2 separate regions of the Mus musculus genome follow, and region 1 is linked to region 2. The links are chromatin loops, found by intact Hi-C in ENCODE. Cell type or tissue: left cerebral cortex. All regions are shown on one strand. Links, peaks and the distances in the headings refer to the core of each region. The heading gives the core; the rest is flanking DNA.

Region 1 (8,332 bases), core at 286-8,285, 110 kb after region 2:
AGTTCTTCTGATGGGTTTGCAGCCCCACGGAGGGAGCAACAGTGTCAACAGACCAGACCCCCACCCCCACCCCACAGAGCTCCCAAGGGACTGAACCACCAACCAAAGAATATACACGGAGGGACCCATGGCGCTGGCCACATATGTGGCAGAGGATGGCCTTGTTGTATGTCAGTGGGAGGAAAGGCCCTTGAACCTGAGGGTGTTCAATACCCCAGTGTAGGGGAATGCCAGGGCGGGAAGGCAGGAGTGGGTGGGTAGGTGGGGGATCACCCTCATAGAGGCAGAGGGAGGGGGATGGGATAGGGGGCTCTGAAGGGGAGACCTGGAAAGGGGAAAACATTTGAAATGTAAAAAAAGAAAATATCCAATTTTAAAAAAGTTCTCCTGATGATGCCCAGTGTTTTGTCACAAGTCGTGCCCAGGTGGGTTCTACTAAAGAAAGTGCAGGTTTCTATCTCACTTCCACAGTTGGCATCACCTATCACATCTGTAAATGTTCCAGGAGGAAAGGCTCATAGAGTCTTTAAAACCACATAGTAATTCCCAGCTCACTGCATATTAATTACCATCTTACAGCATCAATCAGTCATACATCCGATGAAGGGGGTGGGGGGGCCCTGATGCTGAGATCAAGTGCTGAAATGCCCCTTCTGTGAATGATCCCTGACCACACCTTATCACCAAGCCTTCTGAGCATTAATGACAATTTCTAAATTACTCAACGTCTCTCCCAACTGCAGTTCCTCCTGCTGTGGGTACAGACAAAGAGGCAAGTAGACTCTCCTACCGGGGATACCTATTCTCAAACCCACTGGATAAAGTCTTCCGACATGACACGCCCTAGCATGGACCACTTTCAGGCTTATCACTTAATTGGCTGCAGTATCTTAAGAGATTTCCAAGCTCCTGGTCTCTGCGTTTATTCTTAGACTTTGAGAAGTTAGTCAGCTTTTCCATGTTGGCTCCATTGAAATATAACCCCACACACACACACACACACTCAAAAAAGAAAGTCATGTGGAGCCCAACAGAATTTCTTGCTAGAGGAATTAGGTGCAGCAAGATGGCTGGCAAGGTGATATCGCTTCATGAAAGCTGCAATTTCCCCGCAATTGATTTCCTAAAGATAACTCACTGTTTGTGTGCAGCGAAAGCTAATTTAACAAGAAAGATGAGTCTCTTCAGAACACCTTGATTGGCAATTGTGATAAATTCCTATAATTACTATTGACTCAGAGGGGGCCTCTCATTTGTTAGGATGCTGCAGAAAATGCAGGTCAGCCATGGCCGTGCAGAGGAAACAGGATACCGCGGCCTCTTCCATCCTTCACAAAAGAAATTTGTGGTGAGGGCTAATAGGGTTACAGATATTTTTGAATCTCAGAGAGACCTCCCCCACCTCCTTTTTGCAAATCCGTGCCTGACTAAAACTTCTCGAAGGAACCATAATTCGTGGAGCAGTCCTTGCTCTCCCAACAAAGATAAAGAATTGGGTCTGGAGTCAGAGAGGGTAACAAAACCTTGGTATTTATGTTTAAAATGGGTAATGTGAAGTAGCTGGCTGAGTCGATTAGAATAAACCCAACATATACCCTGCATCTACTCATAGGATTTATGGATAGTTAAAGCATAAGCAAAAGTCTACATGTGGCTTTAAGTCAAAGGCAAGTATACAAAATTACATGTGCAATATTGTAATCGTCAGCCTTCCACAAAATACTCTGATATGTAACTTAACCGTGAGAGAGGGGTTTGATCATGAAGTCCATGATGCAATGATTGCTTCAGAGCCTCAGGCAAGACAGCATCTAATCGCAGAAGCATGTGTCAAATCGTTCAGCTCGCAGGCAGAGCCTAACAAAAGAGACAGGGCTTCCAGCACTGTGATACCCCCAGCAGCAGTGCAGTCCCCCTCTCCTAAACTCTTCCCACCGGGCCCCACCTCTGACAGGTTCCACTGTCTCCCAAGAGCACCACAGTTGGGAGGTGGCTGTAACCCACGGGCACTTAGGAGACATGTTAGATGCGAACTCCACCAGATCTGATCCCCACCATATAAGAAAGTATGCATGAGAACAGGCGGCAAGGGTATCCTCAGCTGTTAACAGCCACAGTTCTAAGTCTGGGTAGTAGGGGAACTGAAATAGGAAAGAGAGAAGACACTTGACTCTTCAAACAGTCCAAGTTTGGGCTGGAGCAAAGGCTCAGCTGTTAAAGGTTAGGCTCTCAACTGAAAAACCTCCAAGCTCATAATAAGGGCTTACCCCTTGATGCCAATTTGGGTTCGTTTGTATGTGAGAGTTAAAAAACAGAGTAGCTCGGATATGGGTAAACACTACTGTCCTCTCTGACTCATTTCCTGCTTGTGGCTCTACTTTCTGTCCTCTCGCAACTCATTTTGTTTAATGTGTTAGATGTCAAGTATTAATACTTCTGATCAGATTTTATAATGAGGACATTAGCATCCCTAAGTGTTAGCTTGCCATTGTCATAGCACTAGTTCATTATTGTCTTAGCAATAGCTCGACTGCTGGGAAGAGACACCATGACCAAGACATCTCTTACAAAAGAAAACATTTAATTGGGGGCTTGCTTACAGTTTCAGAGGTTTAGTCCATTATCATGCTTGGCAGCAAGCACACACCAGAGTGTAGCAGGAACAGCAGGGCCCGCCTCTATGCAAACACTGGGGGCCAGCCACCCAGCCACAAAAACATCTCCTGCTGAAGAACCCAACTGAGGACTGCCTGAGAGAACAAGGATTGCTGGTGCAGACAATGCCAGTCAATCAGGAACTGCTGTTTAGCATAGATATTTTCTTGGGACCAATGGGGGTGTGGGTGGAGGGTATTAAAGGAGCTTGCAGTGCTCACTTATAAGTATGACAGTCCTCCTTGTTTCTCCCAGAGTTGTTGGGTAGACTGGGCGAGTTGATGACTATGGTGGTCTGAATAAGAATGGGCCCCATAAGCGCATATATTTGGAATGCTAATATATTTGGAAGAAATGTGAGTGTGGGGGGGAGGAGCAGTGCTCAGATGAGCTTGCTGCAGGTTTCTCACCTATTCCCAGAGTCTGTGTCGTTGACTCTGTGCCAACTCATCCCCAAACACCAAGGGCAGGTAGAGTTGGGTGGAGGGCTGTCCAGGGCACAGGCAACATGGAGCACTAACTGAGAGTTACATCCTGGTCCACAGGCAGAGAGAGAATTGACACTGGACATGGTGTGAGCTTTTGAAATCACAAAATCCACTCCCCACAACCTCCTCCCCCCTCCCCCCACACTCACATTTCTTCCAAATATATGAGCATTCAAATATATGCACTTATGGGGCCCATTCTTATTCAGACCACCACAGCCATCAACTTGCCCAGTCCACCCAACAACTCTGGGAGAAACAAGGAGGACTGTCATACTCATAAGTGAGGAAGCTGGCCAGGCCTTTGAGATGTGGGGTGGCTCTCGTGAGGTCTTGGAACATAGTAATTACTTAAATCCAAGTCCTTTATTTTCAAAAGCCAAGACTCTTCCTACAGTTCCATATTACTGTAACCTTTTACCAACTAGGAGAGGAGAGGGCATTTTTCCTGTATTAATTGTTTTCCTGGTATTTAAAATCTGCTACTGGGTATGGCAACGCAGGTTCGTATCTTAGCAAACAGGAAATAAGGGAAGGAGGATCATGAGTGTGAGGACCACCTGGGCCACACAGTGAACTTCAGAGTGGCCTAAAGGATGTAGTAAGACCTCAGAAACCAAAACAGAAAATAATAGAATAAACACTGCCTATCAAAATTCTCCTTCTTAAAGGCTTTGCTATTTCAATACACACATACACCACATCCACTCACCACACACACATACATAAATAAATACATACATATCCTCAACTACACAAACACACACATACACTCACACATAGTTGTTAGGAACATAATAGAAAATATAAGCAAACATATCACTTTGCATGCTGGATCAACAAATATGATTTAAGTGTGCTAAGAGTCTCCATAAAATCTTACTTAACTACACACGGTACTTACTACCCGTTTGAGTCACATAATGAATGTGTCTTTGTTTCTCTTGGCCAAGTTTCTTTCTTAGTTATTTGTTGGGAGTGGGGGAACAAGTAGGGGTGTGAGGGTTTTTGTTGTTTGGGGGGAGTGTTTTCTTATTTTGTTTGGGGAATTTTTTTGAGGTGATGATCAGAATTTGACTCAAACTGGCCATTCTGACATGTTCTCTGGTAGCAGGCTTGGAGACAAAGGCAGGCTGTGCAGCACAGAGCAGAGGCATCGTCTGCCACACCGCCACCTACTGTTTCACCAGAGTAACTACAGCTTCAGCGCAAGTAGGGAAATGAACAAGGGAACAGCGTGGGGGGCGGGGGCGGGGGGGTGAGGAGGCTGGCACAGGTCTTCCTCTGCGATAGAGGACACCAAGCTCAGGTCCTTCCGGGGCCAGCAGGAGGCGCAAAAAGGCCAAGCTAAGAAGGACAAGAAGCCTGAACGGGTGGAAAGGGCAGGACAAGCTGATGCAGGATTCTGGTTTGGGTCCTCCGGGCTACTCACTCCTTTTACATCTATAGAAAAAGGTGTTCCCTGCAGAGCTGGGTGGAAGGAACCCAAACAGAGGCTTCCGGGTGTGAGGGAAGTTGACACTACATCTCAGCTGCAAAGGCAGAGCCTGCACCCTCCCCCCCCCCCCCCGGAAGACCTCAGACCTACACAGTAGTTGCGGGACCTGACTCTCATCCACTGGCATGCATGGTGTACTGTAGCCGACGGCCACTGCATTGAACTGCTGCAAGTGAGCCAGCCTGAGCCCTCAGGATGCTAACCGTAGGCCACCGACCACCACTGTCCAAACCCTCTGTTTTAAATTTGCAATTACGCCAAGGACGCTATCAAAAGGCTGTGCCATCCCAATCGCTTCTCGGTGCACACAGACAACACTCCAGAATCTCTCGAGCAAGCAAAACAGAAACCCTACTCTGTAAACAGCTTCCCACTCACTCCCTGTTCCCCTAAGCCCTGCTGGTCACCATTCTGCTCTCTGTTTTCTATGAATTTGACTACTCGGGAGACCCCCCCATAAGTGGAATCACGCACAATTTGCATAATGAGAAAATAAGACATTTCAAATATATGAAGGTTGCTTTGAATCAGCTTTTTCTAGAACACTCCGAGGAGTACAATTCCCATCTCGCCAAAACGGCTGGCTGTGGGAAGAACTCAATGTCTTTATTTCACCAAATTTTCTATCAGGATGAAGACCAGTTAAGAAAATTAAGATCCAAAGGCTACTCTCACAGACCTCAGAATTCAAGGATTTATATGCTCTGTGCCAATCTAAGAACATGGTTAAAAAAAATTTTTTTTACCAAATATTGATCATCTACTAAGTCATTTTTCTTTCTTTCTTCCCCCCCCCCCCCCCCCGAGACAGGCTTTCTCTGTATAGCCCTGGATGTCCTGGAACTCACTTTGTACACCAGGCGGGCCTCCAACCCAGAAATCAGACTGCCTCTGGCTCCCAAGTGCTGGGATTAAAGGCGTGCGCCACCACTGCCCGGCTAATAAGTCATTTTCAACAGATATGAAAGAACAGAGACAATAAAATACAAAAAATAATAACTTCATCTAAAAACATAATAACTTCATCTTTAAAAAAAAAAAAAAACAGTGCAGATACGGCCAACATAACAAATATTTCCAGAGCGTCTCTCGCCAAGATTTACTACGAATCTTCATCTGTAAATACAATTAAAAGATTTATTTCACTGCAGGCAAGAACTCAGCAAATCCCTGCTTCGGTTTTCCGAAAAAGCCACTCAGGCACTTTCGACAGTGCTGCGGTCTTTGCCGGTACTAGAGGCACATTGGAAATGTAAACTGATTGTAATTGCAATAAGAATAGCCTTTCTCTCCTTAATGAAATTCTGAAAAGCAACAGACTCCTGTAATACAAACAAGCTTGTCTGCCTTGGCATTCACCACGCAGACGCAGCCAACCGTGGCTGAGCAGGATTCCGGTGCTCACAGCGCCACCTGCTGTACAAAAGTGGAATCGCATCCCTCTGAGGCAAAGGATTTAAAAAAGAAAAATCAATTGCCTTGACAAATCGGTGCTGCCCTGTTTGGATAAATAGATCTATTATCCTAAAAGCGCTGTGCATTGTTATAGTAGGTTCCTCTTATAGCTAGCTAAATTCACTGTTTGTTTCACTAAACTTACCTTGTTACTAACAATTTCTCTCTCTTATCCACTTACGTGGTATATTAGTTACTTTTTTCCTTGATTTGTCAAAATATATGATAAAAGCAACTTAAGGAAGGAAGGGTTTGTTCGGCTCACTGTTTGTCTTTGTTAGGGTTACTATGGCTGTAGTGAAACACTATGACCAAAAGCAAGGTGGGGAGGGAAGGGTCTATTTGGCTTACACTCCCACATCCTAGTCCATCATTGGGGGAAGTCAGGACAGGAACCTGGACACAGGAGCTGATACAGAGGCCTACGAACTTTCCACGACACCTCCATCCCTTCAGAACCAGTACCACCATACCTCCTAGGCGACTCTTACACGCTACCAAGTTCAGTGGCCTGCGCAAGGTTCGGCCTTTACAACAACCGCTGGAACACAGTTCCTGTCTGCTGACTGCAAGGAACCACTTCCCAGGAGACTTCACCACAGTGAACCTGGTCTCTTCTTAATTACTGCTCATTTCCTAGCTCCACCTGACCAGCATCTATTGTCCCAGTAAAGCAAAGGTTTCACTCCGACGAAGCTGGTTTCTTGTTCACCACAGCTGACCAGAATGATAGACTCTTAATTCAAAAATAACAAATGGCCCCATAGACTAAACTTTCCAAGTCAGGCCTCTGTCTTCTGCCTTGCTCTCAGTCTTCTTATCTTCAAAGCTCTGACAAAACCAATCCACTGACCCTCAACACGCAACGATTTTTCTCACCCAGAGTTCCAAGGTCCTCCCACAATCTTCCCAAAAACATGCTCAGGTCTGTCACAGCAAAACCGTGCTATGCTGGTACCGATTTCTGTCTTATTTAGGGTTCCTATTGCTGTGATAGAACACCACGACCAAAAGCAACTTGGGAAGGAAAGGGTTTATTCAGCTTACATGTCCACACCATAGTCCATCTCTGAAGAGAGTCAGGACAGGAACACAAGCAGGAACCTAGGGGCAGGAGCAGATGCTGAGGCCACAGAGGAGTGTTGCCACTGGCTGACTCCGCAGGTTTGGTCAGCCTGTTTTCTTATAGAACACAGGACCACATCCAAGGGGTAGCCCCACCCACAATAAGCTGAGCCTCCCAAATCAATCACTAGCGATTCGTCACTAGTAAAAGTAATGTCCACAGGCTTGCCTACAACCTGATCTTATAGAGGCATTTTCCCTACTGATGCTCCCTCCTCTCTGATGACTCTGGTTACCATCAATTTGACATAAAGCTAGCCAGTACACAGTTTGAAAATGGATACAAGCCGGGCAGCGGTGGTGCACGCCTTTAATCCCAGCACTTGGGAGGCAGAGGCAGGTGGATTTGAGTTCGAGGCCAGCCTGGTCTACAGAGTGAGTTCCAGGGCAGCCAGGGCTACACAGAGAAACCCTGTCTCAAAAAACCAAAAAAGAAGAAGAAGAAGAAGAAGAAGAAGAAGAAGAAGAAGAAGAAGAAGAAGAAGAGGAGGAGGAGGAGGAGGAGGAGGAGGAGGAGGAGGAGGAAGAGGAAGAGGAAGAGGAGGAGGAGGAGGAGGAAAAGAAGAAGAAAATGGATACAGCCTATCATAATGAAAAGACTTAGTGATGGAAGGATAAGGCAGTTGTCATAGTGACCCAGTCAGGAAACAGCAGGAATTCTAGTCCTGCATCATTTTCCTTCTCATTGTTTTTTCTCATTTGGGGTGTGGCCCTAAATAGAATGAGGCACCTATATTCAGGGTAGGGCTTCCCAAGGACCCAGAAAAATCTCTCCAGATGTTCACAGAGGACTGTCTCCAAAAGGACACTAGAGCTTGTCAAGTTGTCACAGGAGCAGCTTGGCTTTCAATTGTCTTTCAATTGAGATGAATTACTCAATGGTCAGTCTCCACATTCAGTGTCTGATTTTACAAGGCAGCCAGTCCATGGGAGCAGGAGTTGATGAGTAGCAAGTCCTTTTCCTTCTGGGAACACAAATGTGTGTGTGTGTGTGTGTGTGTGTGTGTGTGTGTGTGTGTGTGTGTGTGTCACCTATCACTTCTCAAATGTGTGTACATGTATGTGCACACACACATACATACCTGCACATACACAGATCTACATACATGCA
Region 2 (8,332 bases), core at 197-8,196:
TATCATCAAAGCAGGAGAATATTCAGAGGATTCAAAATATTTACGGTTGACATCTAGGGGAGCAACCAAGCCATCCCTCATCTTTGGGACTTCTGCTGAGTCAGGTTGGGGGGGGGGTAATTCAATATTTTTTTCTGACGTTGGAACATGTCTTTTTCTTTAATTAGAAAAAGAGGGATGTGATATTGAGGAAGGTGTGGAGATGCTCTGTAAAGACTGTCAATGACAGAGTCGTGAGAGTGCTGGCCATAAGCAACCTGCCCAGTGTAATGTTTTGCTTATGTCTTTGGAGAGGATGGACAAGTGACAGACTCCATCCAGCTACCTCCAAGAAGGGAGACATCCCTAATGTAAGACTCTGATGAGCCTTAGCTACCAGGGATTCCCTCTACACTCAGTGGACCACTCGGAGCCGGAGATTGATGTAAAAGCAAGAGGAGTTTATTGTCCCAGCGCACTTGGGTCGTCCTGCACACAAACAAGAGGCAACGACCCCGGGCAGTCTGATTGTTTAACCAGTTTTTATACAGTCTTCAGGGTTAGAATAGAGTAGCAGCCACTGGGCACAATGTGATTGGCAGAACAGTGTGACTGTTAAACTGATTGGTCATTAGGGAGTGAAGTAGCAAGGGCTTCCTCATCTACAGGTAGCCAAAGGCCCGGTTCCCCTCTGTGGTCTTCCTGAGGAATGTAATCAGCCTCTCTCTTCTGGAGGGGAAGGGTGCCTACGTGCTCCATGACCTCTCTCTTCTGGGAAGGGAGGGGCCTTCATGCTCTGGGGTCTGGTGGAATTTTCCAAAGGCCCTAAGCTGACCTCTTCACTATCAGTAGTGAGTTTTCATTTTAATTGTAGGGGGTAAACGTAGCCCAGTTCACCGCCTCCTCTGATTTATGAATCGGCTCTCCCATCTTAGCTGCTTCTACAGTCATGGTTCTGCATTGTACACTTTACACATAGCCCCTCTATGAGTCGTACAAGGCTGGGAAACAGACCATAACCCTTAGCTTCTCGGATCAGCAATCAGCAATATACTCTTAAGCTCATTATCTGTACAGAACATGTCCTTAGGCCAAGCCCCGTTATCGGGCATTGTGCCTAGGTAAGGATTTTAGAAAGAGCCCTGTGAGCATGGCCTTTCTTCTCAGCCTGTCATTTCATTATCTGCATTCTCTATTAGCTGTTTGGGATCATTAGGCAAAACCTAGCACACGCTCGCTGCGCACCGCTCCGTGTGTTTGCTCTAATAAGCTTTCGTAAATAAAACCTGAAGAGATGAAAAAGGCCGGTGTCTGATTACACGCAACCAATTTGGTCTCATTAGGTTCTTATAAGAAGAAAAGGTAAATACAATCTTTATAAATCATACGGCTATAACGGAGATGCCTGGCAAAATTCATTAGTTGAAATAATAAGAGTGAGGACCGTTTAAACAGGCAGAAGACTTGGTTTATGAAGCTGTTAAGTACTATTTCATCCATTATAAACTTTTACAAAACTCAAAGATGTAATCAGGCAAAGGATATCACATATTCTTAGTGGGTTCCCTAAGGTTTGGGCTTAATAATTTGCTATTTTTGCATTCCTGACACTTAAAATATTAGTTCATTTTCCCTAGATGTCCAAAGCCTAGAAAACGTTTGGTCAGCCTATTTTACAGAGAACACCACTGAGGCACAGGAAAAGAAAGTGATAAGCCAAAGAAACTAGAGCAAAACTGACAAGAACACAGGCATCGTGCCCTAAAGGTATCGCTTCTTGAGTCAATGTAAAGTCAGATTTTTCATTTAAGAAGATAAACTAATGGAAAGTCTGGGAGAAAGCCGGTGCATTTTCTTATTACTGTGCCCTAAGCATAATATCTAGTTTGATTCTTAGGTGTCGAGTAGGGCAAATGTTGCTCTGTCAGACTTGAATATTACTTATTAACAGAAGCGTGTGTTTGAAGTTGAAAGAGAAAAAGGAGAACTCAGGGCACCGGCTCTAGCTCTCTCTAAGACCTTGAGGATGCTCTGACAACATTATTGTCTTTCTAACAACAATGCTGTGAGGAGAAGAGTAAATTATTAAGGCGAGAGGAGGGGAGGAGTAAGATAGTTTGCCTACCAAATATCTGAGAAAAACAGCTTTCAGGGGAACTCATTTGGGTTCCCAGTTTCAGAGGGTTTCATTCATGGTAGCCGAGCCTCGTGTGCTGGGACAGAACATCGCGTAAACCAGGCGAGGTGGCGCATGTCTTTAATCCCAGCACTCGGGAGGCAGAGGCAGGGGGATCTCTGAGTTCAAGAACAGCCTGGTCTACAGAGTGAGTTCCAGGACAGCCAGGGCTGCACAGAGAAACCCTGTCTCGAAAAAAACCAAAACCAAACAAACAAACAAACAAAACAAAAAGGTGGCTTTACCTCAAAGGAAGCAGGAAGCAGGGAACCGGGAACCTGAAGGAACCGAGGACCAAGTATGACCTCCAAAACATCCTACTTTCTCCAGGTGGATTCCATTCCCTACGTTCCCACCACCTGCCAAGATAATACCACCACCCAGGGACAGCACATTCAAAGGACGACCCTATAAGGGATATTTCATGTTCAAAACATAACAAGATGGAAGTTTTGAAAAGTGTTATCTGAACGTTGCCTTTCTTGCTGTTGCTCATGACATCCTTATCTCCTGAAACTTCTACCACATTCCCCAAACACCTAACCTCTGAAAGTGTTCCCCAGTCGGTCAGCAGAATCTCCCATCTCAGCACTGGGGAGACTGAGGCGGCCCTAATAACTTTAGCCTCCTATCCTCAACCAGTTATCAGAAGGCATTTCTTACCTCGTTCAGAGCTGTCAGCACCAGAAAGAAAGAAGCAAGGAAGTTAGCAATTAGCTTTCTCCCCAAAATCCCACCCAGGGTCTGTCTGCCACCTCCGATCACACAGACTCCTCTTAGCCCTGATTTTCATTACCAACCATCCTGTCTTCTGGAGACAAGACACAGAGTAGACATTCCTTCTTCCAGAATCACCGCCATCAACCTGTGATTGGCAGCAACCATGTGGAAAGGGAAAGCAGAGAGCACTGAAGGAGGCAAGCAATCTCTCGAGCAGTGCAGCTTTCAACAGAATGAGCAGATCTTAGGAGTCCAAGAACTACTGATATTAATATTTAATAAACCGTATAGAGTTAAGTCATGAAGTCGGTAAGATGGTGTGGAAGGATGCTCTCGGGTAGTGTGAACAGCGGGGCTAGGACGTTTTTTGGGTTTTGTTTTTCGGTTGGGTTTATTTTTTGTTTTGTGTTTTGTGTTTTTTGTTTTGATTTTTTTTTCTTTTTTTCCCCCCCCCTTTCCTCTCCTTTTCACCATTTTCTGTCTCAGGTATTTAGCCAGCCAAAGCACGGGGCGTCTTAGCATAGATACAACACTGCCACCTAGAGGCTGAATTGTCCTTCAGCCCTCCAGCCTCCAGGACGGAAGCCGATTCCCACGCACTGCCTTAATGAAGCTTCCTGATGGGCGCCCCAGGCCTGTTTCACCCTGCATGGGGCAGACAAGGCTTGGAGCAAGTGCTTGAAAGTCCAAGATACTATGGCAGTCTTTACTGGCTTAGCTATCCATCTGCAACAACGCTTAAGCCTAGCTTCAAAACATAAAAGACCGGATCCTAGCTGGTAACCCCCGAACTCCCCCTCCTCATCTAAATGCAAATTTCCTTGAGTTTTTCCTTCCTGTATCCTATTCTTTGCATGTTAGGATAATTCATGTAAATCTTATGCATTTTGCTTAGAGGCACCTAATTAGACAGATTAGCTCACAGACTCAATAACCTTCTCTCTTATTCTTATGAAAAGAAGGTTATGTCAGTTAGGACTTCTCGCCCTTAATAGGCATCAGGCACAGAGCACGTTTGTGCTCACAGGTCTCCGTGTGTACAGAGAACACAAACAACTGTTTTGTTATGTATATTGCTGGGTGTTTAGATTCGAGTATACACATGCCTTCTGAAGTCCCACACTGGTGCTGTGTACCAGTGCCAAGTGTAGTTCACAAATGACCAGTGAGAATGAGCATTTGATTGGCATAAGAAATGAACAAAGAAAGTAAAAGAGAGAGAGAGAAACACATATATTCCTCCCTTTGTTCTGAAAATGGATTTGGGCTCTCGTTAGCATGCTGCTACTGTGCGATGTAGACGAAGAGAAAACTTGCTTATAGGGAAAAGATAAACCAAAGATGTGATGCTAACAAGCTCTCAGATTGACAAAAAACATTGTAGGTTGCCATGGCGAGAGATCTTTTCAAAGGCATGAGGGTCCTTATCCCCAGCCTCTGAAAATCCCTCAGGTGAGCCAGCCTAAGATGGAATTAGGCAAACAGGAGAACTCAGAGCAGCAACTGGCTGACTGGCAGACGCTTTTCTTCCCTTCAAGAGCTCGCTGATTCCCAAGAGCCATCCAGATGTACATTTAGTCAAATTCTGGAGAAAGATCCCTGGAGCAGATGCCACTTTCTTCCAGGATGTAGCCACCAGTAAAGCTCGGAGGTCACAAGGTGCAAACTCAGACACCTGCCTGTGAGTGACTGAAGCCAGTGAGACAGGACTGTCGCGGATAGTCTCCAAAGAGAAGCCATTACTCAGTATAGCCAGTTACTGCCTTCAGGAAACACGGGCTTGGTATTGTTATTTTTCTTTTGAAAGCAGCCAGAAATCTAGTATGGATGTGAAATCTCCTGATTCTTATGTTGGCAGCAATGAGGGAGAGAGAGAGAGAGAGAGAGAGAGAGAGAGAGAGAGAGAGAGAGAGAGAGAGAGAGAGAGAGAGAAGGAAGGAAGAAAGAAGAGAAGAGAAGAGAAGAGAAGAGAAGAGAAGAGAAGAGAAGAGAAGAGAAGAGAAGAGAAGAGAAAAGAAGAGAAAAGAAGAGAAAAGAAGAGAAAAGAAGAGAAAAGAAGAGAAAAGAAAAGAAAAGAAAAGAAAAGAAAAGAAAAGAAAAGAAAAGAAAAGAAAAGAAAAAACACTTTTGCTGGACAAAATAAAACTTAGCCAAAAGCCTGATCTGACCTGGAAAAGCTAAGTACAACTTCTCAGTCTTGGGCCTTGAAAAAAAAAATCTATATTCAAACCACACCCAAGTCCAGCCCTCCACTGCCCATTTAGGACAAAAAGCTTCACACTTCCACGCTCGGTTTATCCGGTTTCACCTGTCTGAGTTGCTCTTTCCTCCGGCCTTTGCCTGTCAAAATCCAATATCGAGGGCCAACTCAAATGTCAATTTATTTGCAAGGTGTGCTAGAATTACTGCAGTCAACATTAATCACTGCAAGAGTGCCCTTTTTTTATCTCTGTTCTCACACTCAGAAATAAGCACTGTTTATGTGTCCCAGTTATGAGCCCTCGGTGAGGAAGGGGTCAAAATTCAACTTGTCTCTCAGTCCCATGCCGAGGACAGAGCTGGTATTGATAGTTTGGTTTGAACTCATATTGGGAAGTCACTAAGTAAGAAGCAATGCATGAAGTTTGTTGGTTAAACAACTCAAGGCACCTCAAACACAATTAATTTAATCTGAGTCTTACACCAAACATGCAGCTGATCAACGATGCCCAGCTACATCCAAAATGGTATTCTCTGTCAGACTCCAGGGTTGCAGCAACTAGATAGAAAGCTAGATTATGATGGTGCAGATGCTATCATATGACTCCCTGGAGGAAAGGCTCTCCTCTCTCTCTCTCTCTCTCTCTCCTCTCTCTCCTTATTAAGACTTCACCCTATGTATATGCTGCAGATTTGAACACAGGATTTATTTCAATAAAGTGTATGTGTAGCTTAGTTATCCACGAAGCACATCTATAATGAGTGCCTACTTTGTGTAAGGAACAGCAAATATCCTTTGGTATTTACCAGACACACTTCCCTCAGGGAGTAACAGTATAGTTGGAAATAATAATAATAATAATGTATTTACATGGAGATGAAGACCATGCACGGCACCATCAATCCGTAGGACAATGCCAGAAAGCATTTATTGAGTTCTTGTTGAGTAGAATGTCTCTGATTCTGCTCCAGGGATTTAAGGATGACATGAAGCTATGCCCACCTATGTGGAGAGCATGTATTGCACACGGCAATGCAAAGTTTACTGAGGGCTGAGAACTCACAGAACTGAGAGCACAAAAGGCTGGAGAGATGACTCTGCAGTTAGGAGTATTTGCTGCTCTTCCAAAGGACCCCTGAGTTTCATTCCCAGCACCTACATCTGGTGGCTCACGGCTGCTTGTACTTCGAGTTACAGGAATCAAAAGTCCTCTTCTGAACTATAAAGGTGCTGGCACACACATCGTACACATACAGATTTGCAGGCACACAGAGGTGGATGCACACACGCGCGCACATACACACACACACTTAAAAATAAATAGAATCCCTTGAAAAGTGAGGGGTGGGGGATGAGGTCACAGGAAGATGAAACCTAACAAGTTGTAGATGAGAACTAATGGTGTTGCATTTCAACACGAGGGGAGTTTCTGTGGCAAAGGAAAAGGGAAGAGAACAAGATTGTATTAACTAAGATCTTGCTTAAAGGAATATATACTGAAATGGTGCTTTGCTCCAGGACTGCAGCAGTCTTTCAGGATTCTGGAGCCCTAAACATGCCCAGATCTCCACCTTAGAATTACCCAGCTAAGAACTACAGTGATGCTTCAAAGAGGTAGAACATCTGTGGAAGAGGGAGCATCCATGGAGATGCCCTGACTCTGGCCACTCATAGGAAACAGGAATGCTACAAGAAAAGACAGGCGTGAGGGCACATTCTGCTCCATTTTATCATTGTATCTCTTCTTCTGCTCTGGTCCTACCAAACCACTGCTCCATACAGACACTCACAGAGTTCATGTGGATCACCCCAGTCTAGCTACAAACTTCACAGCCCCGATGTGAAGCTTACTTGTGGTAAGTCAGAAGTTATCAGCCATAACTACGGTTTGTCCTTTCTGTGACCTCTCTTGAATTTGGCGAGATGATGAAGGGCCCAGAGAAAGGGAAGAAGAGCACTGGATGCAGAATGAGCCCTTTCCATCTAAGTATGAGAGTCAATGTGATGGAACCATCGTGAGGTCTTCTATCAAGGGAGAAAACCAGTGCATGTGCACTGTATACAGCGTATATGGAGAAAACTTAGGGAATATTTTTTAATTAAAGAAGAAAAGTAAGATTTGGAAAATTGGAAAAGCCTAAAATACAGCAGGAAGTTAAGATCAGGAATTGCATCAGCAAAAGAGGAAAGAGCAGATAAAAGAATCCAATAGAATAACCCCCCACTGCTCTACTCCACGCCCTGCCCATCACTTTATTCTTTAAAAAAAAAAAAACGCCAGCAAGACCAGAAATGGAAGAAAAATAATCAACCCAAAAGTGTAAGTGTCAACCTGAACAGATGTCAGAGTGAAACAAACAATTTATATGATTGGCTAAAATTCCATAGAGATATAGAAATATCTCGACAAAATGAGAGCAAGCAGAGACCTGGCTCCTCACGACGCCGCATGTGTTGCTTGGTCTTTTGATATCTATTTTACATTCCGCAGCAAAAAAAAAAATTGTCATATCTGATGTGTTTTGCCAAGTCTTTTATTTGGGATGCTTCCTGATTTCAATATTTTTAGCTGCCGTGGTTTTTTAATCACGAGGGTATTGTTTTGAAAGCAATTATTTGATGCGCATTCAAAAGCAAAACTCAAGACCCATCCAGACTCATATGAGATCATCCTACAAGTGAGGGCGCTTGGGAAAGGGCAGAATGCTGACCTTAAAGACCCAGCTACGAAGGTATCTCAGATTTCCATTACGGAAGCGTGGGTAATCGGTGGCCTTTGCCGAAGTCACTCAGTGCTGTTGATTGAAGAAGGCAAATTACAACTTCATCTGTGTTCATCAGGAAGTAAGGCCCTTGTGCTTGTTCCACCCTGAAATCTAACCTCTTTGCAATCAGCCAGCCTTCTGAGTGGTCAGTGATTTGATAAGAGGATCAGGGATGGGTAGCTTTTAGGGAAGAAATGCATCTCCTCCTGCTACTGTTTCTCTAAGGATACAGTGCCACCCCTAGTGTGGGGTATAGTACGTTAGATTAGCACCTGGAAGGGAAAGTAATTAAAATGACAGGACAATATAACTGAGAAGACCTACTGGCATCTTTCCTCAACATCTTCTCTAGAGATGGGAAGATGCATCTGGAGGTAAAGGCTGATACTTCTTGGGTTGTTCCCAAGCCCCACAAAGCCTTGTCTCTGAAATACTGTGATGAAAGGCAGACTTGAGCTCTTTATGGCTGACAGACACAAGCACAACTGTCAA

The links. Hi-C counts contacts between places; a loop is a spot of excess contacts. Peaks named below come from ENCODE experiments on the same cell type or tissue, not always from the same donor. Only the 100,000 strongest peaks of a DNase experiment are listed, where the experiment ranks them.
Region 1: a loop joins it to region 2, with 4 times the contacts of the local background. A loop is called at or near these places in 7 of 42 quality-filtered maps.

Annotation. Positions count from the first base shown.
Region 1 is chr8:31,027,489-31,035,820 of GRCm38, forward strand. No RefSeq gene overlaps it. Among named protein-coding and RNA genes, the nearest start is that of Gm32841, 22 kb to the left of the region's middle. In left cerebral cortex, for the core only: CTCF peaks have their summits at 4,325 (motif pointing left), 4,533 and 6,061 (motif pointing left); DNase peaks (open chromatin) are centred at 4,385, 5,032, 6,028 and 6,365; H3K4me3 peaks cover 1,325 bases; H3K27ac peaks cover 1,450 bases.
Region 2 is chr8:30,920,501-30,928,832 of GRCm38, forward strand. No RefSeq gene overlaps it. Among named protein-coding and RNA genes, the nearest start is that of Gm32735, 9.2 kb to the left of the region's middle. In left cerebral cortex, for the core only: a CTCF peak has its summit at 3,421 (motif pointing left); DNase peaks (open chromatin) are centred at 3,008 and 3,427; H3K4me3 peaks cover 284 bases.